Regions from separate parts of the Homo sapiens genome. Here region 2 is linked to region 1. A link is a loop called in an ENCODE intact Hi-C map of the cell type or tissue named here. Cell type or tissue: thyroid gland. All regions are shown on one strand. Links, peaks and the distances in the headings refer to the core of each region. The heading gives the core; the rest is flanking DNA. Region 1 has its middle 190 kb from the start of TLE3. Region 2 has its middle 13 kb from the start of TLE3.

What was found. A loop is a pair of places that touch in the nucleus more often than their neighbours do. Peaks named below come from ENCODE experiments on the same cell type or tissue, not always from the same donor. Only the 100,000 strongest peaks of a DNase experiment are listed, where the experiment ranks them.
Region 2: it touches region 1 in a loop (2.1-fold over the local background); 3 of 110 quality-filtered maps call a loop at or near these places.

Annotation. Positions count from the first base shown.
Region 1 is chr15:70,278,465-70,294,733 of GRCh38, reverse strand. No RefSeq gene overlaps it. Among named protein-coding and RNA genes, the nearest start is that of TLE3, 190 kb to the right of the region's middle. RefSeq lists an enhancer at 1,779-2,278. In thyroid gland, for the core only: no CTCF peak of the experiment used is centred there; DNase peaks (open chromatin) are centred at 8,383 and 9,693; H3K27ac peaks cover 2,198 bases.
Region 2 is chr15:70,103,036-70,119,304 of GRCh38, reverse strand. No RefSeq gene overlaps it. Among named protein-coding and RNA genes, the nearest start is that of TLE3, 13 kb to the right of the region's middle. RefSeq lists enhancers at 5,701-5,995, 6,948-7,457, 7,458-7,969, 8,482-8,993. In thyroid gland, for the core only: no CTCF peak of the experiment used is centred there; DNase peaks (open chromatin) are centred at 5,789 and 7,744; H3K27ac peaks cover 1,506 bases.

The DNA of each region.
Region 1 (16,269 bases), core at 5,181-13,180:
AGCCCACAAACAATTGAGAGCCACCACTCCCAGGAGCCTTCTTTGCATCACTTGAGCAGACCAACCCTTCCCGCCCCAGGGCCTTTGCAACTACTGTTTCCTCTGCCTGCTGAACAACCTCATCTGCAACTCACTCTTAAGTCTAAGCTTTCCCTGGGATGTCTTTTGACTCTTTAGACAAGGAAAGGTCTTCCCATTGCACGCTCCTTTGCACAGTAGATGTTTCCTCTGTGGCACTTACTACGATGGTAACTTACAAAACAACATGTGTGATGTTTTGTTTCATGTCTTTTCCCTGCTACACTACGAGCCTCATGTCCATTGTGTCCACTGGGTTGCTCACAACTCCTGGCCCCATGCTTGGCACCCAGCAGGGGTTAAACAAGCAGTCCGGTTACACAGCCAGAGACGAGCAGAGCCGGGATTCAACCCCAGACCTGTCTGATACCGGGTCTACTTCTAAACCTGCATGGTGGACTGCCCCAGAAAAGCAACGACCCAGACCAGACATGAGGGTCCTAACCAGTCGCTCATTCTCCAGCCCCCTAAGCCACTCTGCTTATTCACAACTAGTAGTTCCTTTTGATAAATACTGATAACCAATAATTAAGGGGCCATTGAGAGCTTGGATCTTCCCCTACAGGCACAACACCAGGCACTGTGATATCAAAGCACAGACAAAATCAAGTTTCATGTCCTGGCAATTACTGCAAGCAGTCCCAAACAGCCAGACACACTGCATAAGCTCAGTGAAGACCTGAGTCTCTGTCCTTTCAGATGTTCTGATAGCATCTTGAATGAAAGTTCCACCTGGGCCCAGCGTGCAATAGTAATAGTAGTAATGGATTCAGACAAATGAGAATTTACCAGGTCAGTAGGCCTGGCCTGCCCCTGCCCCACACCCACCCCCAGGCTCATTCCCAAGCAGAGCATGACAGGCACTGGGATTTACTCAAAAGTTTGCTCTAGTCCTGGTCTGGAGAAACTCTCTGTGTTCAGGCATGCCAGAGACCAGAAGTGATCTAAGAGGTGCTTAACAAGCTGTAATGCGTGTCAAGAAAAACTGTAAAAGACTAAAATGGTGGGAAAAAAGAAAGGGAAAGAGATAGACTACTGGATGTCCCAGCGTACCCTTCTGGGGGTTTTGTTTTTTCTCAGTCTTTCATTATCTGAGCTATTTTACAATTCTGCAAATTGTAAAAAACTGATGGTAATGCAAATGATTCTTGTCCATATAAATATAAATTATGTCCAATGCAATGCAACTGATTATTGCCCTATAGATTTTTTTTTTTTGCCAGTTTTGCATCTGTTTGTAAATTCACTTCAGATTCCTGATGACCTATATTATGTGTCTACTTTTGCATTCTCCTTTGAATTGATTGTAACATCTTAGTGGTTTCCTCATTAATGAATGAGTGAAATAAAACTTTTGATCCAGGCTCATTCTATATCTGTATGAGAGTCATGATTATACCTCCTTTTGATTCTTTTCCGTGTACATATAAATTACCTGAAGATCTTGCTAAGGCACAAATTCTGATTCAAGGTCCAGAGTAGGACTTGAGAATCTTTCTGCAAGCTCCCAGGTGATGTCCATGCTGCTGGTCCACGGATGCCACTTAGGTGTTAAACTGTTCTTGTGGTAATTCAACTTAAAATAGTGATACAATGTTTCTGAATAAATAAATTATTATCTATACATTAGGTTTTCTTCATTAGCATAAGGAATGTTAAAAGGTTTTTTTTTTTTTTGTGGAATTATGTTGTAACAGGACATGCTGTCCTTGGATAAATAAGTTATCAGAAACTGGTCAGGAGATCTCTGGCCGTGGATCCCAGCACTTCCCCAGGGTCCCATCACCTAATCGTCAGTGTGAATCCACAGGTCTGCAGAGCCCTCTGCACATTTCCATGCCCTGTGGGCTCACATGCTTCCAACTCTGGACTAACCCCATAAAAGGGGCTGGAGGGCTGAGGGTGGCCATTAACTATGCAGGGTTCCCCTTCAGCTTGGGCTTGGTCACCTCCAGGGAGGGGGAACTCACCACTCCCAAATATTCCTGTACCTCTCAGACCACAGAGACTAGGTGCTGGGGGATCCCCTGGGATCCTGGCCAGTCCGTCTTTGAGCCAGGAGCCCTCCAGTAGACAGGTCTGTGCACGGCGGAAGGTTCCCCGGTTTATGCTGCTCAGGCAGACAGACACCTGCCCTTATCCTGTCTTGCTTCCTGCCACACAGGCTCGCAGGGGAAGTCCTGGAGAAGCACCTTCTAGGGCAACATTTGAACTGCTGCACATCAGTGGCCTCTGCTCCTGGGGTGGCAATTTTGGGCACTGCCCATGCAGTTTGCCAGGCTCTGGGTCTTGTGGGCCATTCCTGCGGAGGATCTGGAAAACGTCACACCAACTTTCCCCCTTCACTGGGCCTGGGAAGAAGTGACGTGTCAATTACCCGATCATTTGGTCTGGATCCAAGGCACAAAGATTAGAACGCAGAAAGGACTGCAGTCCTTAGAGTGCTGGCTCCAATCCTCCCACTGCCCTGGGCCTTGCGCAAAGCACTTTCTCTCTCTAAGCCTCAGTCTCCTTGCCTGTACAATGGGGAAAACAAAATTCAGAGCCTAGGCTTCGGGTGAGGCCAAGAGGCCAGGGTGCAGGTGAGCATTCTGGCAGAGTTCCTGCCACCCAAAATGCTCTTCCCATTTGGAATGGCAGGCTAGATCTCCTCTCTCAGGTACCCCCCGCCAGCCCCTAGTGCATGCCCCTCCCTCACAGCTCACCTGGCTCCACTTTCTCATAGCAGTCATCGCTGAGATTCTTCCTTATTGTTTGCTTTCATTCATCTTACCTTTCCTCCTCCCTGGGGGCAGGGACCTTGTCTGTCTGCTCCAACTTTGGACTAACCCAGATTTGGGGCAGACAGTCTGGCTGTGTCCCTGCCCCCAGATCAGCGCTAGGTGTGCAGAAGGTGCTTGGGGAGCCCCTGCTGCATCGATGAAGGTGTCTTGCACCATGCCTTAGCAGGGCCACAAAAAACATGAGTTCTTTTCCCAGGACACTTGGCACACACTGCAGTCTCCTCCCTGTCTTCTCCCCACCTTAAATCCAGGCTCCAGGAGGGTTTTCTTCTCTCTGCCAAAGCAAACAAAGAAAAACAATTTTCCTGCCATTCATAATTGTTCCATATTTTTCTAATAGGCCTAAGCCTGGCCTCGAGATTTCCAGTCACGGGTCATTCGCTGTCTTGTTGCTCGCAGAGCCACAGAGGAGAAGGCTGTGGGCAATTAGTGTGAAAGCTGCCTGCTGCCAGCAGCCCTGCCCGCTCGGCAGGAAAAGGACATGTCTGGTACCACCAGCATCTGCCAGGGGGTGGCTGGGCCTGGACCCCACATGAGCCAGTTCATGTCATTCTCACAACCCTGTGAGGACAATGTTATTCCCCCATATTTCTGATGAGGAAACTGAGGTTCCTATGGTTAAGGGTCTTGCCCAGTCACCTACTGATGTGACAGAACCAATGTCTGAGACCAGGTCTATCTTGTGTCACTGTCAGGTCCTAGAAATAGAAGAGGCAGAAGGGAAGGGGTTGGGGGTCACTGTTGACCCTAATGGAGGGGACTCCCTCTGACTGATTTGACAGATAAAACTGCAACCAAGCGTCCCCTGGGGCCTGGAACAAATCACGCCCTCGGGCGTTGGTAGCCTCTATTAGATGCAAGGATCCCTCAACAGCATTCCGCTGCTTATGGGATCAAGTCCAGGGTCCTTAGCTGGGCAGTGAAGATACTCGGTAATAAAGCCATAGCCTGCCTTTCCAGAATTCTCTTCTCTGACCACAGGCTATGCCCCAGACATGCCTTGTATTCCTCAGCCCCTGCCCTCAGCCTTGGCTCCCTGCCTGAAACACCCATCAAAATCTGGTCCATCCTATCAGGTTCAACTCAAATCCCTACCCTAGAGCCCCTTCCTTGAATCCTCAGCAGCCCTATGAAGCAAATACTATAGCTGTGCACATTTTGCAGATGAGGGAACTGAGGATGGATGTTGTGTCTTGCCTGGATCCACACAGCGAAGTCAAGGAATCTGGAGGCAGCTGAATTTCTCCACCTCACTCCCCTTCTACTCCCAAAGACTCTTTCTCCCTGAGGACAAAAGGGCATGTGTCAGGGTCTGCTGTCAGAACAGACCCTAAGAAAGGTGGCTCCTCCTGGGCTGGAGGTTGCCGATGAGACCTACAGGTCCTCAGACCTGGGGTGATCTCCTGGGGCCTATAAGCCTATCCCTGCCTTCGATGAGAGAGCAGATGATATGCTCTGATCCGGGGGTCCGACATATCCTTTTTCTATCCCAGTGGGAGTAGAATCCTCCTAGCAAGGGGACATTTGATATTCCTTTGTTTGTATGGGGGTTGGATGGAAGAGAGCAGGAGAAGGGGTTGGGGAGAGCAATTTGGGGTGGTTTCAGCCACGTCTGTTCCTGCAGGAGGTCATTTGCTCACTTAGCAAACAACACAGTGGACTCTGCCGGCTCCCAACATGGGACTGGTTGTCCATACTGGCCTGGGTGCCCACCCTGCTTCTTGGCTCTTCTCCTCCTCTACTTCCCTTCCTGTCTCACCCTTGCCCTTGAAAAGGTTGGGAACTTCCTCTTCAAACACCTCACCGTCTCTCTCTCCCTCTCCCCTTCCTCCACCAGTTCTGTCTTCAGCTTACAGAATCTGCCTCCCCCCATTCCGAAGCTTATCCTTAAAGATCTGCTCCAGCCTAGTTTGGACTCACTCTCCTGCCCCTCCCACTAGATCGTTGAACTTTACAGCGCAATGCTTAACATGGAGGAATGTGTTGATAATGGTGGAATTTGGGGCATCTGGGAGCCAGACTAGTAAGCACCATTTAGCCTCCCAGACTCCAGCAGACCAGGAATTTGGCAGTTTAGGAGACTGCAGATTTATTCTCCGTACCTAGAGGCTAAAGGAAGGCATGTCTTCTTGGCAGCATGCAGGTTTGGCGACTTCTCAGCTCATGGAAAACTACTGGGGCTGAGACTGATGGGGCTTTGGCCTGGACCTCAGTGGAGTGCCAAGACAGGTGGAGCAGAGTGGCCCCAGGCATTCAAAGAGTCACACCTCCTCTCTCCCCTGCTGGCTGCCTCTTCAAGGCAGGCAGTTGACAGAAGAGCAGGCACCTTGGTAACTAATATTGTGTAGCAAGGGTGGCAAACTCACATGCCTTCAGGAGTGAAAGTGTGGAGCAGGCTGGAGTAAGTAACAGGGAGTGGTGGGGACTGGGGCAACTGGAGAGTCCTGATGTGTCCGATGTAATTCAAATGCAAATCAATGTTCTGGCCCTCAGGCTGACCGTTTGCTAACCTCTGCCAATGCATTACCGGTTCCAAAGCTCTTTTCCTCATGGTTTCATTGAATTGTCATTTCCTTTCCTGCTTACAGTCACTATCCTCACTTGGCAGATGAGGACACTGGACCTTAGCAAGGCGAAGACATTCCCCTGACTCATTCCAGGCAGGGATCTATGGGGGGGGGGGGGTGGCTTGAAGACACTCAAAGAAAGGTCTGTGCCCCCAATTCTCTCTCCATGGTCAGATTTGGAGGTTGACGTATAACTGTCCAACTCACCCATTGAGACTGTGCTGTGTTCTGACTTGGGCTTCTCATTTAAATGATCCTCCCCGCTCCTCCACCCTACCCAGTGTAGTCACTGACGGGAGAGAGAGGCCTGAAAAGGGGTTCTGAAGTCTGGAGGATCAGGGGCCTTTGACAACCTTGCCAGCCCTCAACTACAATGCCTGCCCTAGTCTGTTGAAAAGTCACAGGAAAGAAAAGTTAGTCATGGAGACACTGCCTGGGGGTCTGGATTCAGACTCACTGGAATATATTTTCTTCCTTTATCACAATATCGTGATTTGGAAATAATAATAACTGCTACATGCTTTACCTGTAGTAACTCATTTAATCCTCACTACATAATTCTGTGAGGTAGGAGCTGTTATTATTCCCATTTTACAGATGAGAAAACTGAGGCACAGCTCATGCTTATACAGAATTTGGAAACTCAACAGGATGTGTAAAAGACAAAAGCTGTTCCTCAGCTCCCATCCTGGTAAAAACCACCCATTCATTCATTCATTCATTCCATAATCCCTACTTTCAGGCACTATGCTGGGTGCTGACATTACAGTAAGGCACATAGGCCTGGAAACCAATTATTGTGAACTGTATGACAAATGACACATGAGAAATGATATATGAAAAATACGGGCTCCAGGAGCCCGGAGGTGTCTGGGGAAGTCTGGGAAGACTTTCTGGAGGAGGTGACACCTGGCAGAAATGGGGCATATCCCAAGGTGAGAACGGCAGATATAAAGGCCTAGGGAAGGTATGAGAGTCATGTCACATGTTCAAGGCATCAGGAAGTAGAGTATTGAAGGGATGGCAGGGCGGGGGCAATGGGGCTAGGTTTGGGATTGTATTAGCCAAGGTGAACGTTGGAATTGTATCACAGCAATAGGCCTTGAAGAAGGTGAATGTGGGGCTGGCTGTTTTAGATTTTTTTTAAAAGAAATTTTAATAGGTTCAAGATTCAAAATGCATAAAAAATATACAGTGAAAAGTTTCCTTCAACCCTATCCTGCCACCCAGGTCCCCTCTTCATGGTCAACTAATCTCTAGTTTCTTATAAGTCCTTCCAGAGCTTTTTCATTTTACTCTTACATATACTAAGCTCTTTCTCTCTCTCTCTCTTTATATTTTTTAACCCCAAGGATAGCCCATTCTTTATGCATCTCTGCACATTGCTTTTTATTTCACTTTAAGAACATATGCTGGTGATTGTTTCTATTTTTGCATGGCGGTGTCATGCTGCATGGTAAAGAGCCGTACTTTATCTAACCTGCCCCTATTGATGGACATTTTTGTTTCTTGCTAATTTTTTGCTCTTACAATAAGTGTTACAATAAATAATCTTGTACCTATGTAGTATCCTCATTGTGCAAATACACCCACAGAAAAAGAAATTCTAGACATGGAGCCATGAGGGTCAAGGATATATGCAATTTTATTTGCATTTTAAAAAATTTGATTTGAAATTTAACTTGCAAAAAGAAGAGTGTACAGCCAAATAAATTTGATACATGTGATACACAGGCTGTGTATATACCTGTGCAATCACCACCCACATGAAGGTGTAGGTTACCATAGAATGTTTCCAGCCCCATCTCATGGCTTGTCTTGGTGGATATCCAGGACAATTTATTTGTACCAAGGCAATTTATTAGTCTGACCTCTACCACCAGGATTGGTTTTGCCTGTTTCTGAATTTTGTATAAATGGAATCATAAAGAATTGATGTACTCTTTGTATCTGGTTTCTCTTGTTCAAGATGACATCTGTGGGCTGGGCACGGTGGCTCATGTCTGTAATCTCAGCACTTTGGGAGGCCGAGGCAGGCAGATCACTTGAGGTCAGGAGTTCGAGCCCAGCCTGGGCAACATGGTGAAACCCCATCTGTACCAAAAAATACAAAAATTAGTGGGGTATAGTGGTGGACAGCTATAATCCCAGCTACTCGGGAGGCTGAGGCAAGAGAATCTCCTGAACCCGGGAGGTGGAGGTTGCAGTGAGCTGAGATTGCGCCATTGCCCTCCACCAGCCTGGGTGACAGACAGAGTGACACCCTGTATCCAAAACAAAAAAAAAAGATGTCATTAGTGAAATTCACCCCATGTCCCATGTCGTGTTTAGCAGTAGCTTCCCCCCCCCCCGCCCATTGCTGGCTGGTGTTTCATTGTATGACTATATTACAACTTATTTATTCATTCAACCCTTGATGGACATTTGGGTTGCTCCCAGTTTTAGGCTATTGTAAATAATGCTGCCATATACATTCTTTGGGGGAGCACTAATTAAAGCTCATTTCCATTAGTTATATCTGGGAGTAGCATTGGTGTGTACATATTACATTTTTGATGAATGTTACCAAGTGCCCTCTGTAGAGGCTGGTGCAATGTGAAGAAGTGCCTTTTCCCTTGTTCTGCATGTGAAGTGCTCAGCTTAGCACAGTGCCTGGGACAGCGTCGACACTTCAGAAAACCATGCAGCCCTCAGCTCCAGAAGTGGTAAGAATGCCTTATGAGCCCTAAAGCCCCACTCTGAGCAGGAGATTGTGATTCTGCCAACGTGTCCCACTAGAAGGATCAGGTGAGAGTGAGGAGGAGTCAATGAACTCATTTCCACCCCCAGAGAAGTATCCTTAATGAATAATAATAACTCCTTTGTTTATGTAGCTCTCTGGCCTTTCTAAAGCACTTTGACATGCACCAGTGGTGCTCAGCCAGGGCTCACATTAGGATCCTCTGGGGAGCTTTCCAGAAAAACCAATGCCAGGGCCCCACCCCCACAATTCTTATTTAATTAGGCTGGGGTGGGGCCCAAGCACCAGTGTTTTCTAAGCCTCCCAGATAATTCTGGTGTGAAGCCAGAGCCAGGAGTCACCGACTGCCTCATCTTCTGTCATCCGCATGGCAACTGCTTGCAATGGGAGAAGTGATATGAGGCTGGTGTACAGAAAGAGAGAAAGGGTTCTAAAATAGTGTTTATAGTCTAACAATAATGTTCTGCTTTGTGCCAGGAATAGTGCTGAAGCTTTCTAGTCCTCATTTCCATTAATACCGTATGAGAAAGGCATTGTGATGATCATTCCCACATTACAAATAAGGAACCGGGCTGAGCGGGTGGGGTCCCCAGCCAAGGCCACCCAGCTGGTAAGTGGCAGCACTGGGTCCAGAACACTGGCTGCCTCTGAAGAGTCAGCACCCACACTTAAGCCTGCCTCCAGGTCCTAATCCCCCATTTTGCCCAGAAAAAAGACTAGAAGGAAATACAACAAAATGGTATCAGTGGATCTCTTTGGTTGATGTGATTGTGGGTGGTGTTTACTTCTATATGCTTTTCTGCATTTTTCAAATTTTTACCAGTGATCATGTATTTGCCTATAATCACAAGCCAATGAAAGTCCTTTCAAGTTGTTGAAATAAATAACAGAATCATTTTCTGAAGGAGCCAGTTAAGTCCCAGAGTGTCCAAAACAGGTGATGACAGAATAAGGGCCACAGCTATTTCCTGAGTCCCAATGCAACACTTGAGACCTCTCAGGAGGAGAGATAGGTGTGATCTTTACTTACAGGAAGGGGCTTTGGAAAGGCATGAGAAAATGTCCCCAAGCAAAAATTGCTGTAGTGTCTTCATTTGACTGTATATGTTCTTGTAGAATAGCCAGAATATAAAGAAAATAAAAATAAAACAAAATAACCTAACATCTCACCACCCAGATGTAAACAGTGGGAAAATGGGGAGGACTACTCTTTCAGATAAGTCCTTGTCCATCAATATTCATATAGATCTGGATAAGCATAGTTTCCCATCCACAGATCATGCTGTAAGCATGCAGTCTGCAACCTTCTTTTTAAACTCAGTAATGTGTAATGTGCATGTTCATGAATAGAGCTACATGTCAGTCCTGGAATGGCTGCATACACACACACACACACACACACACACTATTTGCAAGTGAGATGTGGTGGCAAAACCCTCTTGAGCAGAACCAAGCAGAGCTACCTGATGAGGTCATGCAGCCAACAGCCAAGGTCAGGTGCTGCCTGCCAGCTTGGGCTCTAGGCCCACAGTTTGCTCTTAACAAATGCCTGTGGGCAATGACAACACACACACACACATGCACACACACACGCACCAGACAATCTCATTCTCCCTCCATGCAAGGTGCTTGGGTGGTAATGGAATCTGCATGTCCAGAGGCAGGCATAATTGAATAGCTGAGGGCATTAAGTCCTTGATTAAACTGGTTGTTCATTTGAAGGGACAATTAACCCAGCTAATATTCCAGGCCAGCCCAGCAGGTCCGTCCCCATCAAAGGACATATTGAGCGAATATTGAAGTGACTGCATTACCTTTATGGAGGAGAGTAGGGCTCCAAGGTCCTTACCTAAGGCCTGCAGCCCAGGTCAAGCTGGGGCCGCAGACACTTCAAAGCAGGGAGACTCCTGGAGTCCAGCCATCCTGGCATGGGGTTACGAGACCTTGAGTTTGTGAATGAAAGAGGAAGTTTCCTCTGGGGAAGGTTTTTCTCACGGATGAGTGGCCTACCCCTGTGCTTGTCTGTTTCACATCTACATGTGATGCGTGGAGCCTGGATGATGTTTCAGCAGCCATCTCGTGACCCAAGTGTGGATCTCGCTGGCTCAGTCCTACCTCTGGGCCTTTTGTTCTCTCACAGTTTTCTTATTACTTTATTTTTATTTTATTATTATTATTTTTTGAGAGAGAGTCTAACTTTGTCATCCAGGCTGGAGTGCAGTGGTGCAATCTGAGCCCACTGCAACCTCCGCCTCACAGGTTCAAGTGATTCTCCTGCCTAAGCCTCCCAAGTAGCTGGGAATACAGGCGCCCACCACCATGCCTGGCTAATTTTATTTTTTTGTATTTTTAGTAGAGATGGGGTTTCACCATGTTGGTCAGGCTAGGCTCGAACTCCTGACCTCAAGTGGTCCACCTGCCTTGGCCTCCCAAAGTGCTGGGACTACAGGCGTGAGCCACCGTGCCCGGCCAAGCTTTCTTATTACTCAAGCCAGTTGGGTAGGGGTTCCCCGTTTCATGCAGGAGAAAGCATCCTGACTGATAAGATGGGTCCTTTTCATTTCCTGGCACCTTTCCTGGAGAGTTGGAAGTGAGAAAAAGAGGAGACAGGGAAGGATCTTCCTCTCTTTCTCTCCTAATACCTGATGTCAGCCACAGGGAAGGTGGCTAGACACATATATCCTAGAGCACATATATCCCCATTGTCTGAATTCTAGAAGGTTGAATCCAGTAGCTGTACTTGTTCTGGCCCTGGGTATCTGACAACGGAGGTGACTGTGCTGGGTGCAGAGCAGGGAAACACAGCCAGGGCTTGGCCCCCATGAGCTACCTAGGTCAGGCAGGGCCACAGTAATGACTGACCATCTGCCAGGCATGGCCAGGGATCCCAACAGGCTGGAGAGACCAGGAGTGGGCAGAAATGGGCAGGAGTGGAAGCAGATGGTGCCATGGTGGACAAACCCAGGTCCTGCAGGAGCAGATAGAAATAAGTCCAATGATGGAAGCATAGCTTCATCTAGGTACTGTGCTCTGGGCTTTGCATGGGTTGCTAACATCATCTTTATCACATGTATGAGGTAGATACCGCTACCCATTTACAGATGAGAGAACTGAGACTCACAGGGGTTAAGTGGTTTGTTCAGAGGCACAAATTTAGGAACACGGAGGCAAGATTAAAGTTTAAGATTGTACAGCTCCAAAGTCTGTAACCATTCTTTGTCAATTTATGCAGGCATGCCTCCATCCATCCACCCATTCATCCATTCATCCATCCATTTATTCATCCATCTATCCATCCATCCATCCATCCATCCATCCATCCATCCATCCATCCATTTACCCATTCATCCATTTATCAATCCATCCATGCATCCATCCATCCATCCATATATCCATCCATTTATCCATCCATCCACCCATTCATCTATTCATCCATCCATTGATTCATCCATCCATCCATCCATCCATCCATCCATCCATCCATCCATTTACCCATTCATCCATTTATCAATCCATCCATGCATCCATCCATCCATCCATATATCCATCCATTTATCCATCCATCCACCCATTCATCCATTCATCCATCCATTGATTCATCCATCCATCCATCCATCCATCCATTTATTCATCCATCCATCCACCCATCCATTTACCCATTCATCCATTTATCAATCCATCCATGCATCCATATATCCATCCATTTATCCATCTATCCACCCATTCATCCATTCATCCATTTATCCATCTATCCATCTATCTATCCATCCATCCATCCATCCATCCAATCAGCCAGGGTCCATTCTCCCATTTATTCTACAAATATAATCTGATCATTTGTTCTGTGGCAGGCACCATATGCCAGGTGCCAGGAATAGAGCAATGATGGCCATGGTCACTGCCTTCTCAGTGTGCTGAGTGGACATTGCAGGCCCCCTTGGATAAAGGCAGGTAATTGCATTCTGGCTGAGGGTCATGCTTCTTGCACCACCCCAAAAGGATTTGTGAGGACATACCCTGAATTCTGAAGCCCTTTGGAATGTTCTGAGCCTGTGCTGGGTTGGAGTCTCGCCTCTGTACATCTATTGTATGTGTGACCTTCAGAAAAACACACTTTTTCTCTCTGGGGCCTCGATTTTCTCATCTTCAGAGGTGGAATAAAAATGTCTTATGTAATCTTCACAGGGGTGTTGGGAGCATAAAGAAAAATACTTTTCTTAAAGAGCTTTGTAAACTCTAATGTTCCGGGCATATATCAAGTTGCGAGTCCATTTGTCACATCTTTGAGGAAGTGATCTTCTGCTTTTGTTGTGATCAGTGAGCCTCAGATAAGAACAACTTCTACAAGCTTCATTGTCATGGGTGATAGGTTTGCTCTGGAACCCTAGAGACTCATGTGTGCCTGTGTAATAAGCCTCCCCATGGTAACAGAAGTGAGGCTGAGACCCAGGAAAGTTAAGTGGCAGCTGAGGTTGCAAGTGGCTTAGAAGCCAATGCTTAGGCCTCTGGTCCAGGGCCAGTCCCTGACACTATTGGCTGCCAGCTGTGCCAGGAGAGAGGCTGAAGTTGGGTCAGACATTCTGACATTCTCTGGGGTTCTGCTGCTGCCGTGTTCAGTAGAAGGTCATCAGAGATGAATACGGTTTCTTCTAGATGTGAAGGAGAGCCAGAGTGACTCCCTAGTGACTCATAAACAGAGCAGCTTGTCAGGGCTGCAGCAAAGATGTTTCTGCTGCTCGACTCATAGCAAAAGGGGCACCCTGTCCCTGGGGTCTGAAGAAGCAAAGCCTGTGCCCTTCACCTCCTGTGAGATTCCTTTTCTGTTAACTTTTCCTCCCATGAGATGCCACGTGAGTGGTTACTTTCCAGGAGACTGTCTTGGGAGGCCTCTGCACCTTCCTGCTACAGAATTGCTCTTGGCCTTGGAGGAGATGTTAACAGTGGGCTTTGCAGAAAGCAGCAACACCTTTTAACCTTCCACCTGCTTTGAGTTCTACATGTCTGTTTGTTCAGGCAGCCCCTTTGGCTTGAAGACCCTTGGCTGCTCCTCTCTGAACAGTAGGTGATGGAGGAAGGCCCTGATTCTGCCCTGTATCACCTGCTGATGTCACCCCAGATCCTCAGCATCTCACCTGTTGATTTTCTAGAAAATGAAGCGTGGCGGTCAGGGTGGGAGGGGAAGAAGGTGAGAATTAAGAATAGATTGTTTTAAATCTTAGGACTTAGAGTTTAAAATATAGAGCCCCAAATTATTGTTCCCCATCTTCCTATAAAATAAAGTCTCTCTTATTCTCTCTCCCTCTCTCACACACACACACCTTTCTATATTTGTAGGCAATAAGGAGCCTTGGAGTGTGTGTATAGGAGGCCCACAGTGTGTGATGGAAGCATACGTGTGTGTGTCTTGGCACACATGTATCTGCATGGGTGTGTGTGTGTGTACGTTTCTCTGTGTAAGCTGGTGTGGATAAATGTGTGTTCACGCAGATGAATGTCTGTCAGTATATGTGAGAGTATCCCTGTGGGCGAAGGGGCTATCTTTAGTCCCTGTTGCCCTGTTGGGGGTGCATGTCAGCAGATCCCCTAGTGGGCAGGAGGCGGGCCTGCTTGGGCTCTAGAACCTTAGCCAGGCACACAGAGGAGCCTGGCCATCTCAGTCGATGAGGAGGTTGAAGCAATTTCAAATTCCTGGAAGAGGAGCTTCCTGTTTTTACAGAATCTATAGACTCCTGGGCTGAGAAACTTTATATTTAAAGATTGAAAATACCAATTTTATAATAAGGTAAAGGTGGGTTTTCATTTATCTCTATTAAAGGCAATTACAAATGATTTCTTGATTAAGAGAAATAGAAAAGACGATCACCCTCCGAAACCTCACATCACGATGATTCATTTGATGTTAAGGTTTAGGGTATCCTCAGCCAGAACTGTGGTTTAAAAATGCAGAAATAAATTTTTCAATACCAAAGAATCAATAACCTACACTCAGGCTGAGACACAAAGCTGTGTGTGGAAAGAACTCTGGAGATCATAGGTGTCTAAGCTGTGTGAGTGTGTGTATGGTGTATGTGTGTATTTGTGTGTGTTCACATGTATGCATGTCTGTGTGTATATGTGTGCATTTGTGCCTGTGGCTGTGTATATGTATGTCTGTATGTATCTATATGTGAATAGGTGCATGTTGTATGTGTCTGCGTGCTTGTGTGTAAATGTGTGTATGATGTGTGTATATGTGTGCATTTGTGTGTCCATTTGTGTGTGTATGAGTGTGTCTGTGTGTATGTGAGTGTAACTGTGTATCTGTGTGAGCGTGTGCATGTATATGTGTCTGTGTGCCTGTGTGTATGTGAGTGTGACTGCGTGTGTATCTGTATGTGTGTGCATGTATATGTGGCTGTGTGCCTGTGTGTATGTGAGTGTGACTGCGTGTGTATCTGTATGTGTGTGCATGTATATGTGGCTGTGTGCCTGTGTGTATGTGAGTGTGACTGCGTGTGTATCTGTATGTGTGTGCATGTATATGTGGCTGTGTGCCTGTGTGTATGTGAGTGTGACTGCGTGTGTATCTGTATGTGTGTGCATGTATATGTGTCTGTGTGCCTGTGTGTATGTGAGTGTGACTGTGTATCTGTATGTGTGTGCATGTATATGTGTCTGTGTGCCTGTGTGTATGTGAGTGTGACTGTGTGTGTATCTGTATGTGTGTGCATGTATATGTGGCTGTGTGCCTGTGTGTATGTGAGTGTGACTGTGTGTATCTGTATGTGTGTGCATGTGTATGTGGCTGTGTGCCTGTGTGTATGTGAGTGTGACTGTGTATCTGTATGTGTGTGCATGTATATGTGTCTGTGTGCCTGTGTGTATGTGAGTGTGACTGTGTGTATCTGTATGTGTGTGCATGTGTATGTGGCTGTGTGCCTGTGTGTATGTGCATATGTTGCATGTGCATCTGTGCATGTCTGAGTGTGGATGTGGCCCTGGACATGTCCCACTGCTCCTGGGCCTCACTTCCCACATTTGTACAATGAGCGTGATATGGTTTGGATGTGTGTCCCCTCCAAATCTCATGTTGAAATGTGGCCTCCAGTGTTGGAGGTGGGGCCCAGTAGGAGGTGTTTGGGTTATAGGTGTGGATCCCAAATGAATGGCTTGGTGCATCCTCATGGTAATGAGCGAGATCTCACTCTATGAGTTCACGTGAGAGCTGGTTGTTTAAAGGAGCTTGGCATCCCTCTTGCTCCCTCTTTTACCATGTGACACCCCTGTCCGCCCTCCACCTTGTGCCCTGAGTAAAAGCTCCCTGAGGCCTCCCCAGAAGTTGAGCAGATGCTGGTGCCGTGCTTCTTGTCCAGCCTGCAGAACCATGAGCCAATCAAACCTCTTTTCTTCATAAATTACCCACTCTCCAGTGTTCCTTTACAGCAATGCGAAATGGGCTAACACAGGCGCTGAGCACTAAGTGGACTCCCATTTCTGGAGGGCACTGGATGCTCAGCTATGGTGTTGGGGCTGTGACGGGTTCCATCCTCCCCCTTCTCTGCTGCAAGTTCACCCCCTGACTCCTCCCCCTCCCTGCCCCTAAACCCTCATGCAGCGTTCAGTCCTTCCCGCTGCCCAGGCACCTGGGAAAGGCTGGGAACCTTCACCTGCATCATGTGCTCAGCTGTCTCTCGCCCTTACACCCATGTGACCATGGGCGAGTCCCTTCTCATCCCCGGGCCTCAGGCAGGAAAATGAGGTGGTGAGAGACTCCTCTGGCTTGGTCATTCTCAACATGCACATTTCCTGACCGTGGTGAGCTGGGAAGTGGTCTAGGAACCGTCACACACACACCAAGCTCCTCTGAGGACTGGACACTCCAGCAATAACTGTATCAGTGTCCCAGTGCCCAGCACAGGGCCTGGCATGGAGCAGGTGCTGTGGAAGCAGGGACAGAAGGAGGGGTGTGTGGAAAAGGTGAGGCTAAAGCAGCTGAAGCAGTGCTCTTGCAGCCTCCCCACTCCCCCATCCCCATCCTGGCCCCGTCATGCCCTGATTTAAGACTCAGAGCTCCCCACATCTCTCTCTCTTCCTCCCTTACTCTCCTGCCTTGCTGGCATCA
Region 2 (16,269 bases), core at 3,030-11,029, 170 kb after region 1:
TCTCTAAGACCTTCCCCTCTCCAAGATTCTGAATCCATGAGCTTCATCTGTGCTTGGTCTCCTGGATATGTTTCTTTCTGTGTGTCAACTCTGAGCTAATTTTAAAAAATTGTTTTAATAGGCTTTATTTCTTAGAGCAGTTTTAGGTTCACAGCAAAATTGAATGGACAATACAGAGATTTCACATACACCCCTTGCCCCCACATTTATACAACCTCCTCATTAACAACATCCCTCACCAGAGAGTTCATTTGTTACAATCGATGAGCCTACATTGATGTGTCATTGTCACCCAAAGTCCATGGTTTACATTAAGGCTCACTGTTGTTGTACGTGCTGTGGGTTTTGGTAAATGTGTAATGACATGCATCCACCATCTCAGCATCAGAGTAGTTTCGCTGCCCTAAAAATCCTCTGTGCTCAGCCTGGGCAGCATAGCAAGACCTCATCTGTATAAAAAGTTTTTAAAAATTAACTAGGTGTGGTGGTGCACACCTGTTGTCCCAGCTATTTCAGAGCCTGAGGCAGGAGGATCACTTGAGCCCAGGAATTTGAGGCTGCAGTAAGCTATGATTGCATCATTGCACTCCAGCCTGGACAACAGAGCGAGACCTTTCTCTGAAATTAAATAAATCCTCTGTGCTCCACTTATTCACCCATCTTTCTCCCCTAATTTCTGGCAACCACTGATCTTTTTACCCTCTCTATAGTTTTGCCTTTTCCAAAATATCATATCACTGGAATCCTAGTCTGTAGCCTTTTCAGATTGGCTTCTTTCACTTAACAGAATGCATTAAGATTCTTCCTCACCTTCTCATGGCTTGATGTCTCATTTCTTTTTTTTTTTTTTTAATTTTTTTTTTTCTTTTTTTGTAGAGACAGGGTCTCACTGTGTTTCCCAGGCTGGTCTTGAACTCCTGGCCTCAAGTTATCTTCCTGCCTCGGCCTCCCAGAGTGCTAGGATTATAGGTGTGAGCCACTGCACCTGGCTTCTCATTTCTTTTTATCACTGAATGATGTTCCATTCCCTGGATATAACACAGTTTATTCATTCATCTACTGAAGGACATATTGGTTGCTTCCAAGTTTTGGCAATTAAGAAAAAAACACTGCTATAAACATCCATGTGCAGATTTTTTTGTGTGGACATACGTTTTCAACTCCTTTGGGTAAATACCAAGGAGTGAGACTGCTGGGTCATATGATAAGAGTACTTTTGGTTTTGTTTAAAACTGTCTTCCAAAGTGGCTGTCCCATTTTGCATTCCCACCATCAGTGCATGAGAGTGCACACATACTCCGCATCCTCCCCAGGATTTGGTGGTATCAGTGTTTTGGATTTTGGCCCTTCTAATAGGTGTGGGGTGGTATCTCATCACTGTTTTAGTTTGGAATCCTCTAATGACATATGATGTTGAGCATCATTTCACGTGCTTATTTGCCATCTATATACCTTCTTTGGTGAGGTCTCTGTTCAGATCTTTTGCCCATTTTGAAATCAGGTCGTTTGTTTTCCAATTGTTAAGTTTTAAGAGTTCTTTGTATATTTTGATTAACAGTCCTTTATCAGATATGTGTTTTGCAAATATTTTCTCTCAGTCTGTGGCTTGTCTTCTTATTCTTTTGATAAATTAAATTTTTTACTATCAAGACACTCACGATACATACATCATGTTGATAACACAGATCGCAATAAAAGAAAAATATTCTTGATTATATTCCTCCAAGGATGATGATAATAATGATGATAGTAATGACTGTTCTCATCTTTGAAACCCTCACTATGTTCTGGGCCCTTGGCAATTGTCTCATGTGACCCCACCACAGAACCTTGTGTGGTAGGTATTACTATCCTCATTTTGCAGATGCTACAAAGGAGGCTCAAATAAATTAAGTGGCGAGACCAAGATTTCATGCTAGTGAGCAGCGGGGCCAGTATTCAAACTGAGCACTGTCAGCCCCATGGTCCTTGCTCTGAATGCTACAGTTTCAGCCTGTGCCATTTTCGTCTTCCACCTCCCATAGTTGGAGACTTCAGTATACAGTTCATGTCTCTCCCGCCCCCAGAACTTCTTTGATTCTTACTATCTTATTTCAACTTCAGGATCTTCCTAGAAGATGGACATTCTTAAAGAAGAACTAATTGAGACTCTAAGAGGTTAAATGACTTACTTACAGTCACACAGCCAGCCAGCGGGTGACTTCAGCTAAGCTGCTTTCCCAAGCCACATCCCAAGCTCCTAGACCCCACAGTCCAACTTTTCCCACTACTTTGACCCAGAAAAATTGTCCCTGGATTGCTGCTGTCATTCCTGTCCTGCTTCCCCCCTCCCCCATACTCTCTCCCATCATTTTTCTGTGCCTACTGGAGGAAACATTCTAAACTGCCAAGCCAATCAGGGCTCTCCCTGGTGCCAGTCATCCTGCCTTCCATCAATCCTCAAGAGGAAACAGCAACTCCCTGGGATGGCACGCCAGGCCACAGCACCCTACCTAACTCTTTTGCCTCTGCAGCCACAGCCCCCACCCTCCACATGCCCTTCTTGGCTGAGCCAAACCCCCTGCATCTGCTCTTCCTTGAACCTCCAGGGCTCTGCCCACATTACTTCTCGGGCTGGCATGCTTTCTCCTCCTGCTCTCCACCTGAGCCAGCCTCCTCACCCACCATGGCATGAAAAGGAGCTCTCTTTCGCCAAGCACTGACTCTCATCACTGGCAGTGCCAAGTACTTTATTTGCATTTTATTTAAATCACATAATAATTTGGTGGCAGGCGTCATTAGCCCCATTTTACAGAGGAGTAAGCTGAGGTTTAAGAGGTGTTAAGTAACTTGGCTAAGGCTACATGGTGGATAAGTGGCAGAGGTGGAACTTGAAACTTTGTCTGTCTAACTTTACATACAAGGGTCTTGACTTCATTAGTGACCCCCATGCTCCCAAGCCCTCCCCACCCCCTACCCCAGATTGCTCCCATAACACCTATGCATTTCTCCGTGATTACACTTCATGACGCTCTTTTTTTTAAAGGACTTTAAAAAAAATCAGTTTTAGGTTTACAGAAAAATCAAGCAGAAAGTAGAATTCCCCAACACCCTTTCACTTCACCCCCAGTTTCCCCCGTTACTAACATCTTGCATTAGCATAGTACATTTACTATAATTGATGAACCCATAGTGATACATGATTAGGTGAAGTCCACAGTTTACATTAGGGTTCACTCTTGATATTGTACATTCTTTGGATTTTGACAAATGTATAAAGTGTCACACAAAGTAGTTGCTCTGTCCTGAAACTCTCCAGTGGTCCACCTATTCATCCCTCCCTTCCCTTTAACCCTTGACAGCCTCTGATCCTTTTCCTGTGTCCATAGTTTTGCCTTTCCCAGAATGTCATCTAGCTGGAATCATACAGCCTTTTCACACTGGCTTCTTTCACTTAGTAATATGCATTTAAAGTCTCTCCCTGTAATTTCATGACTTAATAGCTCATATCTTTCTTTTATCCCTGAATAACATTCCATTGTCTGGATGTACCACAGTTGGTTCATTCATTTACCCATTGAAGGGCATCTTGGTTGTTTTCAAGTTTGGGCAATTACAAAGCTGCTGTAAATGTCCCTGTGCAGGTTTTTGTGTGGATATAAGTTTTTAACTCATTTGGATAAATACCAAAGAGCACAACTGCTACAGCAGCAACATCCTCTCTTACACAACACCACCCATCCTCTCCGGACCCCAGCCAAAGAACTCTCGGAAGCAGAGAATGTGTCTTGTCCTTCTCCATCTCCAAGACTTACATATCATGGGTCCTCAATAAATATCTGCTGAAACGAAAAATGCAAACAGACAATCATATACCTCGGATTTTCCAGGACATTTTAAATTTCATATTATTTTATTCTTTGCAACAAAAATGATTTAATATAAGCATAACCAAATAAAAATGAAAAATGCCTATGTAAGGCTTTCTATATTAAAACATTTCACGAACAGTTTTTTTTTAATGCATCCTTTGCTAGATACTGACTCTTGCCTTGGGATTCCAAATATGCAGTTGCCAGAGGGATGGTGAGAGGGACCTAGGCTGGGCATCAGACCTCGGTCACGTCCCTTGCCCACATGGGGCCATCATGTCCTCCTATGACACAAACACAGGCTGTTCTAGGAATCCCTGTCAGATGAGCCTCCCCATCCCACCTACCACTCTCCAGGGAAGGCAGGGGATTAGAAGGGGAGAAGGCCAGGTCTCTGTTAGCTGAGGTCCCACTCACAGAATGGGGCCCCAGGCCCCAGCAACAGGAAGGAAGAGGTAGGAGTACCCTTAAGCCCTTTCACTGAGAATAACAGTCATGTTCATTTTAACACATTGATCATGAGAACATTCATGTTCTTGATGGATTGATTTAATTATTATACAGCTCATTGATTTAGGGACTGTTATCTACATCACTGATCTCCAAGACTTTTGGCACCAGGGACCAGTTTCATGGGAGATAATTTTTCCACGGACGGGATGGCGATGGTTTTGGAATGAAACTGTTCCACCTCGAATCATCAGGCATTAGATTCTCATAAGGAGCACACAACCTAGAGCCCTCGAATACACAGTTCACAATAGGATTCACACTTCTACGAGAATCTAATGCTGCCGCTGATCTGACGGAAGGCAGAGCTCAGGCAATAATGCTTGCTCATCTCCTGCTGGGTCTCCCTGTTCCTAACAGGCCCATGGCCAGATACTGGTCCACAGCCCGGGGGTTCGGGACCCCTGATCCACATTCATAGATTCAGTTCCACCCACAAATATTTATTGAGTGCATACCACAGGCAAAGGCTCTGTTTTAGGGCTGCAGCAGTGAACAAGACAGACAGAGTCTCTGGCTGCCTCATGGAGATGGCATTCCCCACTGCAGGAGACAGACAGTGAGCAATCACGGGTTGTTAAAAGGTGAAAGTGCTAACAAAGAAACAAAAAGTAGAGCAGGGAGTAGGGTGAGCAGTGGTGGAGGTGGAATGGGACTGACTCCAGTATGGTAGGCCATGTTCAAAAGGTGAGGTTCTTAGCAAGATGTGAAAGAAGAGGGAGAGAAAGTTAGCCAAGAAAACCTTGCAGGCAGAAGGATCAACCAGTGTGAAGGCCAGAGGCGGGGCTGGATCTGGCACAGAGGAGGGGGTGAGTGGAGTGAGCGAGGCAGAGGGGCAGAGGACAATGGGGACAGGTCCTCTCCATGATCTGTTTGTGGCCCACCAGGCCACTGAAGGACTTGGGCTTTTCTTGGCTAGAAATGGGAAGACAGGGCAGGGTTTGGAGCAGAGGACTGACATGATCATCCTGACTCCTCAGTTGAGCGCAGACTACACGGAGGGGTGGAAGGGTGAAAACACAGAGGCATGTTAGGGGCTGCAAGAGTCTGCCAGCAGAGGCAATACTGTGGCTGGGACCTGCTGGTAGCAGCAGAGTGGGTGACAAGAGGTGGGACTGGGGATCTGGTTGGACAGTAGAGCCGTCATGATTCCCTGATGAGACTGGTGTCCACTTTAAAGGTCTAGGGGGGAAGCCCTTACCTAAGCCCTGTACTTGGGCAGCCCTGCGCATGGCCCATGGGAAATGGGAGATTCCAGACCTGCTTCTTTGCCAGGTAGGCTGCTGATGCTGGGGCCACCCAGAGACGGAAAGCACCTGGTACAACTCCCCTTCTCCGGAGTGCATGGGCCCCAATCCCAGTTCCTCTTGGCCTTACTGTCAATGGCACAATGATGGTAGCTTCCTATTGCACTCCCCAGAAGCTGACCTCCCAGTCACCCGGCCCCAGCATTCCAGTTAAAGAGGAAGCAGACAGGGCCGGAAGTCGAACTCGTGCCCCAGCATCCTCATACCCAGCCAGGAGCTGGGGCCTCAGGAGGGTTGGTGGGGAGAGCAGGGGAAGGGGTTCCTCTCAGCACGATTGAAATAATGTGTGTCTAGCCATTGAGCTAGGTGGTGTTTGCATGTAAGGTCAGAATGCCAGCCTCTCCTGGAAACAGCACTGGCCTTTGACTCGAAGATCTACGCAATCGAGTCCTGTTCTGCAGTTATTAGCTACCTGATGATGAGTACATCAGGAAACCATTCGGGTCTCTATTGCATCATCCTTAAAATGGGGACAATGGTGGCCATCAGATAAATGCAAATCAAAACCACAATGAGATATCATCTCACACCAGTTAGAATGGCAATCATTAAAAAGTCAGGAAACAACAGGTGCTGGAGAGGATGTGGAGAAATAGGAACACTTTTACACTGTTGGTGGGACTGTAAACTAGTTCAACCATTGTGGGAGTCAGTGTGGCGATTCCTCAGGGATCTAGAACTAGAAATACCATTTGACCCAGCCATCCCATTACTGGGTATATACCCAAAGGACTATAAATCATGCTGCTATAAAGACACATGCACACGTATGTTTATTGCGGCACTATTCACAGTTGCAAAGACTTGGAACCAACCCAAATGTCCAACAATGATAGACTGGATTAAGAAAATGGCACATATACACCATGGAATACTATGCAGCCATAAAAAATGATGAGTTCATGTCCTTTGTAGGGACATGGATGAAATTGGAAATCATCATTCTCAGTAAACTATCGCAAGAACAAAAAACCAAACACCGCATATTCTCACTCATAGGTGGGAATTGAACAATGAGAACACATGGACACAGGAAGGGGAACATCACACTCTGGGGACTGTTGTGGGGTGGGGAGGGAGGGGGAGGGAGAGCATTGGGAGATATACCTAATGCTAGATGACGAGTTAGTGGGTGCAGCGCACCAGCATGTCACATGTATACATATGTAACTAACCTGCACATTGTGCACATGTACCCTAAAACTTAAAGTATAATAATAAAAAATAATAATAAATAAATAAATAAATAAATGGGGACAATGGTGTCTATCCAAGAGAGCTGTAAGGGAGCAGAGATGTGAAACCACTTCACAAACTGGAAAATGCTGCACGAAGGTCAGATGAATGCTCACAGCCTGGGGGAGAGACCACATGTGCCCAGCTAAACGTGGAGCAGGACAGCCTGGGATGGGGGCGTCAGACACAAGTAAAGATACCATGCTAGCCTAGAGAGGGAGGTGACTCATTCTGACTAAGGGGGTACAGACAGCAAAGGTTTCACAGAAGAAAAAAGGATCTTGAAGAATGGATGGGTTCAAATAGAGAAGAAACGATATTCCAGGTAGAGGGAGCAGCATGGGCAAAGGTCTGAGGTGTGAAAGTGCACAGTATATGTCCGCAGGGAGCGATGGAATGATTCTGAGCAGGGGAATGGCAGAACCCAATTTGCTTAGAGGTCACCCTGGTTCCTAGGGAGGGATGGAGTGGAATTGCTAGGGCTGGCTGAGCAATACTGAGGCTTCAGCCAGCTGCACTCTCCAGAGGAGAGGGGAGCCCGCCCAGGTTCCCCCCGCAGTCTGGATCTGCGTGGGGGAAAGGCAGATGGAAGTGGAAAGCTAGTGAGGGTGGGAGCCTGAGCCAGGCTGAGCCAGCTGGCTGCCCCCTCCCCCTCCCCCCAAGCCTCCCTCTGCCCCAGCCCACCCCCAGCCCCTGGGAGCCTGAAGACCTGTTTGTTTTCCTTGTAAAGAGGGGAGCCCTGCCCTTTGTGAGATTTCTGCTTGGGAAGGAGCGAAATGTCTGCTTGTGCTGCTGCCTGGATTTCCAGCTATTGACAGAGACTCTGACAATGAAAGCAAAGGCCAAGAGAGGCAGAGACAAGGCGGCTGATTAAAATGTTCTTCCAGGGGGTAGTTCAGCCCTGCCCAGGGAAGGCTGGCTGGAAAACCCGTACTGGAGTCCTTTCCTCCAGAGCTGTAGGCCCAGTTCATGGTGGGGCTGTGAAAATAGTTGAGGAGTTTCTGCACCCCACCCCAATCCAGCTGATCCAGCTCCCAAATCCACTGCTGTTGTTCCACTCCTCCCTTAATAACCAGGGTCACTCATAGGACCAGAATTTGAGGCTCAGTGTTCTGTTTCTAAAATGAGGGCAATGATAGTGCCCATTTGGTGGGGTTTGTTATAGGTCAGGTTCTCCAAAGCACAGACTGAGATGGAGCAGAGTTGCCGATGAAAATATAGGACACCCAGTACAATTTGAATTTCAGATAAACAACGAGTGATTTTTTTTTTTTAGTATAAGTATGTCCCATGCAATATTTGGGACATAGTTATACTAAAAAAAAATTCATTGTTTAAAGGAAATTCAAATGTAACTGGGTGTCCTGTATTTTTATTTGCTAAATCTGGCGACCATAAAGTGGAGAATATTCCCATGCAGGGGACTCACTGGGGAGTGTTTCATTGCCAGCGCCTCACCTGGAGGCAGGATGGGGCATAGGGAAAAGTAGATAGGGCTTGATGAAGTCACAACAATGTCCCCGCGACCCCACGGGGAGCTCTGGATCTCGGTTGGCCCTTCAGAGCTGCCTCAAAAGGGCTGGGGCACGAGGCCTCCCGGGACCCTCACATCCTAGCATCATTTGAGGCTGGCTTTCCTGGGGAGGCAGCTGGCTGTCTTCTGCTGAAGTGGTCTCAGCTCAGTGTTTTCCTTTCCCAATACTCTCTGCAGCTGGGGCATGGGGCTTCAGTGCTGAGGGGGTTCTGCGTGCAGCAATCATGACCCTGTTGTTACACAGTTTGATGAGACAATTGTGTAAATGGCTTAGCTCAAGGCTGACACCTACAAGTCAGTCATTTTAGTATCCCCTGAATAAAGGCCAGGTCACTTAGCCTGGCTCTCAACCCATGAGCCATCCAGGGCCAAGTTATCTGCTCTTCTGATCTCCCTCAGCCCCTTTTGGGAGCCCTTTCCAAAATCATGTATGTTAGAGTACCATCTGGGAAGGGGTCCATGTCCCCCATGGGTTGATGACCCCACGTGTGGATCCTCTCTATACCTCAATTCTGCGGACCCCAACCAATAGTATTACAGAGATCTTCTGAAGATCCATTCTGAAGCCCAGCCCTATAGACACAGTCGTGGGGGCTTTGTTCTTGTTCAGTCTGTGTCTGGCCTCATTCTTGTCTGAGTTAGAAGTTACAAGTCTGCAGTTAATTAGGCTGGAGAGGAGCTTCTCATCATTGGCTAAAAGAGGAACCCTGTGTGCCAACTGTGGAGGGCAGCCTGGTTCTGGCTCCCATTCTCTCTGGGTTTGGCCTCCATAGAGAGGGAGGCTGCAGGCAGGTGGGCTGGGGCTGCCTGCATGTTTGGCCCTTGCTGGCTTTGGAGGAGTGTCTCCCTACCTCTCACCCCCTACACACACATTCAGGTCTACTGAAAACCCACCCACCTCTGCATTCTCCTTTTTCGAGGACTCCAGGAACCCTTTGATGAACATTGACTTCTAACATTGAGGCCTCTGGCTCCCCAGCTTCCCATCTTTCTGTGTCTCCCATTAATGTGAGACATATTTAAATTCTGGGAGCAGAGAATCTGGCTCTAGGTAGAAAAGCGTCCAAGCTTGGATTTAGATAAAGAGGCTGAGGAGTCTGAACACATTGAGACCAAGCGGTTGATGTGTCCTCATTCATTCAGAATCACTCACAGTCATTGAAGGCTTGCTGCCAGCTGCGTTATCTTGCTTAATTCTCACAACAACCCTGTGAGCAAGGCTCTAGCATTATCCCAATTTTACAGATGAGGAAACTGAGGCTTAGCAAAAACAAGTGTCTTGCCTAAGGTCCTAAAGCAAAAAAGCTAGGGTGTCAGGATTCCAACTTGTATATCTGCAAGTAGCACTTAAGCTCTGAGTAGCAGGCTGTGCCTAGGTTGCGTGGAGTCACCTGTTCATGTATATGCTTAATGGCCTTGTGTCATCATTACATTCAATATCACTACTCTAATAAAACAGATAAACATCAAGGAAACATAAATGACCCCAAAAAGCCTCAGTCAGGCAGAGATTGGCACAGTAGGGAGGTCTGCTGGAAGAAGCAGGAGTGTATCAGTCAGAGGCCAGGTGCTGGGAACAAGAATCACCCCAGCTATTGAAACAGACATTTAATAGAAGCAATTAGTATCTTAAGCTAGAGGAGAGGCCTGGGGGCTTGGCCTGCAGGAACTAGAATTCCACAGAACTCACCTGCCAGAGTCGCTGCCTCCTTTTATTTATTTTTTTAAATCCTAGTAAAAAACACATAATATAAAATTTATCATCTTAATCATTTTTAAGTATAGAACTCAATAGTAACTATATTCCTGTTGTTGTGCAACAGATTTTTGGACTTTTCATCTTGCAAAACCTAAACTCTCTGCTAATTGAACAATAACGCCCCATACCTCTCTCCCACCCGCCCCTGACAACCATCATTCTAATTTCTGTTTCTATGAGTTTGATTACTTTAGATTCCTCAAATAAGTGAAATTATACAGTATTTGTCTTTTTGTGGCTTTCTTATTTCACTTAGTATCATGTTCTCAAGGTTCATACATGTTGTAGCATGTGACAGAATTTTCTTCCTTTTTAGAGCTGAAAAATATGTCATTGTGTGTCTATACACACACACACACACACACATCCACATCACATCACATTTTCTTTATTCACTTATCTGTCAGTGGACATTTAGGATGCTTCCACCTCTTGGCTATTGTGAACAATGCTACCATGAACATGGGTATGCAAATATCTCTTTAAGATTCTATTTTCAATTCCTTTGTATATATACTCGGAAGTGGGATTGCTGGGTCATATGTAATTCTATTTGTAATTTTTTGAGGAACCTGCATACTGTTTTCCATATAGGCTGTACCATTTTATATTCCCACCAACAATGCACCAAGGGTCGAATCTCTCCACACCCTTATCAACAATTCTTTTTTTAAATAGCAGCCATCCCAATGGGGGTGAGGTGATATTGCATTGTGGTTTTGATTTGCATTCCCCTAATAATTAGTAATGTTGAGCACCTTTTCATATGTTTGTTGGCCATTTGTATATCTTCTTTGGAAAAATGTCTTTCCTTTGCCCATTTTTTGACTGAGTTATTTGGTTTTTTATTATTCAGTTGTAGGAGTTCTTTATATATTCTAGATATTAACTCCTTATAGATATGTGATTTGCAAATATTTCTCCCATTCCATTCTGTAGGTTGCTTTTTCCCTCTTTTTTTTTTTTTTTTTTTTTTTTTTTTTTTTGAGATAGGGTCTCACTCCAGTTGCCTAGGGTGAAGTTCAACAGCGAGATCATGGCTCACTGCAGCCTCAACCTCCTGGGATCAGATGATTCTCTCACCTTAGCCTCCTGAGTAGCTGGAACTACAGGTGTGCACGACCATGCCCGGCTACTTTGTGTGTGTGCCTGTGTGTATGTATGTGTATTTTTGTAGAGATGGGGTTTCTCCATGTTGCCCAGGCTGGTCTTGAACTCCTGGGCTCAAGCAATCCTACCACCTCAGCCTCCCAAAGTGCTGGGAATACAGGTGTGAACCACCACACCCGGCCCCCTTTTCCCCTCTTTTAATCTATTCCTTTCATGCAAAGAAGTTTTTAAGTTCTAGTCCCATTTGTCTATTTTTGCTTTTGTTGCCTGTGATTTTGGCATTACTGCCAACACATCATTGCCAACTCCAATGTCGCAAAGATTTCCCCTATGTTTTCTTCTAGGGGTTTTATAGGGTCAGAGGGCTGCCTCTTCCAGTATAGTCAGAAAGATAGGGAAATAGATGGTGGCCTCGAGAACTTCTGACTTCAGGAAGGTCTGTCATCAAAATTCAGAGCTGAGAGAGTTGCACCCTCCACCCACACAACTTAACGCTTGACGTTTTTGAAGGTAGTGGCTGGATACTGGAACATAGGTGCAGAAAAACTCACCATCTCCGCAAACACATCACCAGCCAGAAAGAACAGGTAGCCAGAGATGGTCTCTGTCTTACTGCTGCTCTCCCATCTTGCTTGGGTGGATCTAATGGGAGAGTCATGTTTACTTCAGAACCCTTCCAGTGAGTGAGTCTAGAAGCATAATTTTCAGCTGTCAGTCTCTGCAGTGTAGAACATATCCAGTGAGGAGGTTCAAATGGAAGACAAGTGCCAGGAGGCCAAGGTAATAAATTAGGTGATGTATTAGGAAGTGCCAGGCCCCTACTTAGTAGAGAGCAGAGCATTATTTCACTGGGACCTACCTGGCATGAAGGAAAGGCGGGTTAGTGAGGCAGGATAGTATTGGGTAGGGTAATGCAATGGTGATGGGCACAACCTCTGCAGCTCAACAGGGCTTACACGGAATCCCAGGCCCACCACGCATGAGCGGTATGACTTGGCTAGGTTATTCCATCTCTCTGGGTCTTCCTTTCCTTCTCTGTAAAAGGGTGGGAGGCTGCCCCCAGAATAATCTGTAGCCTTTCCCTTCTGAGCTGTTCAGCCCTTCCACACAGCAAGGCCTGAATTTGAGTCTACTTTCCCTACCAACGAGCTCTGGGGGTATGAATGGGGCCTCTAAGAGTCTCCCTTTTCTAGTAGGCCATTTCACAGGAGCAAATGAGATGTGAAATTAGAGCTAAAAGACTCCCAAAGCACGAGGAAACACAAGATCCTCGGAATGAGGCATCACCAGGACACCTAAACTATAAAACAGATAAAAATTAAGGCTGTTCTGATTGAGGTGGAGGAAGCGATCCCTGTGACCACTCTCTTTACTTCCTCATCTTCTCAGCACTCCCATCAACTTCTGAGGATCCCAGGACCTCCTTAGGGCACAATTTGAAAGCTTGACTGGTTTACAGAAAGAATCAATGCCAATGCCAGAAGGCCTAAGTCTGGTCAGAATTCGCCATCGTCAACTTGTGTGGTGGTGGACAAACTACCTAACCTTCCTTGGCCCTCAGCTTCTTCATCTGCCATGGAGATAATTTTCCCTGCTCTACATGTTGCGTCTTAACTAGAAACCCACAGACACGACAATGCTTTAAGCAGAAAACACAAGACAAAAGTAAGATGGCGTTGGTTTTGTTTGTACCTTGCTTCATACTATAGATTTTTTGTGGTAGGTTAGTGGTCAAATAATAAGTTGGACCTCCAGGCCCTCAAAATTGAGTCTTTTTTTTTTTCAGTTCCACTCCAACATCAAAATCTATAGTCATCTATGTGCCTTTCTTACAAGTGAAGCCCCTTTGCCCCTTTTCTTGCCCCCATTTCTCTCTACTTCCAGAACTCCCAGGTCCACCTGCAGCCTGGACCTTCAGAGTCCCCATCAGTCTCTTGTGTTTGCCCCCCAACCTTGTTCCAACCCACCCCTCTCTGGTTGCCCCATCTCCCTCTTGCAGAACCTCAACTTCAGGAAGGGCACTCCCCAAAAAGGCAAAAAATACCCCATCACCAGTCCACTCCTCCCTGCCAAACTCCATACAACCTAACTGCATTTAGCCTTCCACCCTGACATCTTTCAGGGATGTGCCAACAGCAACTTTTGTGACTATTTTCCAATGTTACGCAGGCACCTAATGGCCCTGGGCTGTAGTCCCCACTTGGAGGAGCTGCCAGAGGATCCCAGGACTTCTCTAGCATTAGCTCTTCATAAAGAGACTTTATCTGAATGACTAGATAATTGCTAACTTGTAGAGCAATCTTTAAAATGGCTCAAATACTGCACAAGGCAGGAACCTAGAGCTGGGGGTATTTGAATTACTTTCTAGTAGAGAGGGCACTGAGAGTAGAGGACAGAGGATAGGCTTTGGAGACAGAGGGGCCTGGGCTCACCAATCAGCTTCTTCCCTTCCTGAACATGTGACACTTTCCTTCCTGTATCTCAGTTTACTCATCTGCAAAATAGGGACATAGAGAATGGCACTATCTTTTTTTTATTATTATTATACTTTAAGTTTTAGGGTCCATGTGCATAACATGCAGGTTTGTTACATATGTATACATGTGCCATGTTGGTGTGCTGCACCTATTAACTCGTCATTTAACATTAGGTATTTCTCCTAATGCTATCCCTCCCCCCTCCCCCCACCCCACAACAGGCCCCAGGGTGTGATGTTCCCCTTCCTGTGTCCATGTGTTCTCATTGTTCAATTCCCACCTATGAGTGAGAACACGTGATGTTTGGTTTTTTGTCCTTGTGATAGTTTGCTGAGAATGATGGTTTCCAGCTGACAATGACACTATTTATTAAGATTACATGAGATAGTATATGTCAGGATCTCTCAACTTCAGGACTATTGGCATTTGGGGCTGGATAATTCTTAGTTGAGGAGGGTGTTCTGTGCATTGCAGGATGTTTAGAGGCATCTCTGTTCTGTACCCAAAGGCACTGCTACCCTGAGTTGTGAAAACCAAAAATATCTCCAGATATTGCCCAAATTCCCCTTGGAAGCAAAATCACCCTGAGTTAAGAGCCACTGGTGTAAGAGAACACGCTTGATACAAAATCAGGCTCTCACTATTGCTGGATGTATGTGACAAACTCACGTTTATAAATTCATTTATTAAAAAGATACAAAGCTGATAACAGATCTGAGAGTGAAAATCAAATCTGTCAGGCAAATACCCTCTCATCTCTCGTTCCCTCCCCATTCCCCATCCCAACTCAGAACCTCCATCAAAGACCAGGTATGCCGGGCACGAATTCTACCTAAATGATCCATACTGACCCCAGAACTCCCCTCCACTGGCGTGGATAATTCTTACAGCGTGGGCCTCCACCCTTGTGAAGTTGAATGCATTAATACCAGCAAAATATTTCTTAATCTCCTAAGCCTCAGCTTTGAATCCTTAAAAAGGAACGAAAGAAACAGCACAAATCTCTTAATTAGAATGCCCAATCACTTCGATAAATATTTACCCGGTTCGGGCATGAGGCATGGAAACCCTGTGCCATTAGTCAATAGAGGTCAGCAAAGTGCACCTTGGGAACAGTGGGATGCAATTCAGCTCAACTTTGGAGCGGGTGTAGGGGAGAATGTTTCCAGGCTTATGCTTCTGCTAAAGACAGGTGAACAAACACATTCCATGCCTACCCTGCACACCTGCCCCCCCACAAAGTCTCAGGTGGGCATGAGGGCCTCATTGTAAATCATCGCCTGGTAGTCTGGCTTCCAAAGCTTTCTGGAGAGAGGCAGTGGCTTCCTCTGCTAGTTGGGCCATGGAGCAAACCAAACCATTCCCCAGTGAGTGTTCTCTGTAGTGCCCTGGCTGGGTACCTTTGCTCCTATCTGGAGCTCTCTTCCTTCCTCCCCTCTGAGCCACAGCAAGGGCCACCCTCTATAGGCAGCTTCCCTAATTGTCCCAGTCCCTCCCCACCCCCACCCTTCTACCCAATACCATTTCCCTGCACAGGCTCTATTTAACTCTGAGGGCCTAGATACAGCCTGGAATACAACCTGGAACTGGGGACAGTCTGGCCTTGTGTATGTTTTCGAAGGCAAGGGCTTTCCTTAGATTTTGGAGGTAAGCTTTCTGCAGATTCTTGCCAGGTAAGAAATTAGGTGCCATTATTCTCATTTTACAGAGGTAAAAATGGAGACCCCAGGAGTTTCGGGGTCTTGCCCAAGATCTTGCAGATCTTCCAGACTCCTGAAGCCCAGGTTGGTGCTGCCACACAGTCCGGATGAGTGGATCCCTCTCTCCTGGCTGTAGTAACCTTCAGAGGCATCCTCACTGGAGCCTGAAATGGGAGTCGGGATAGGGGCAGGGTCTTAGAGAAGCAAGCTCTTAGCTCCGTTCCCCAGGGAATAAAAACAGCTTGTCAGGTGGCAAAACTAAGAAAAGACCAAGGAAGCAGAAACCACCCAGGTGCGGGGTGAGGGGGAAGGGAAGGGTTTCGATAGAAGTATTTGTTCATCCTGTCCCCTCTGCCCACCACAACTTCTGTCCATCCTTTTGAGCTGAGCTCAAGCTCCAGCCTTCCAGGAAGCCCTTCCAGAACCACCCTTCTCACAACTGTTCTCCCCCACTTCATACTTTATAGGCTTACTTTTTGTGGCTTGTCTTCTCAGAAATGCTATGAATATTGCACTGTGGTGGCAGACAGATTTCCCTCTGCCTCTATCCACTCCCACCTCACCCCAGCTTTAGCTTTGAATTGCCCCTCCCCATTCCTTCCTTCCCCTCTCCTGCACACTCCAAGGGTCCTTGGGCTTCAGGGATGCCCAAGGTCATCTGAGGACCATGATAAAGAATGGGATTCCCAGAGAGGGAGAGGAAGGCCCAGTGACCTCGGGAGGGCCTTCCTGAGAGTCCAGAGGAGAGGAGCTGGGTGTTCCCACCTGGGCTTGGCTGTGTCTAT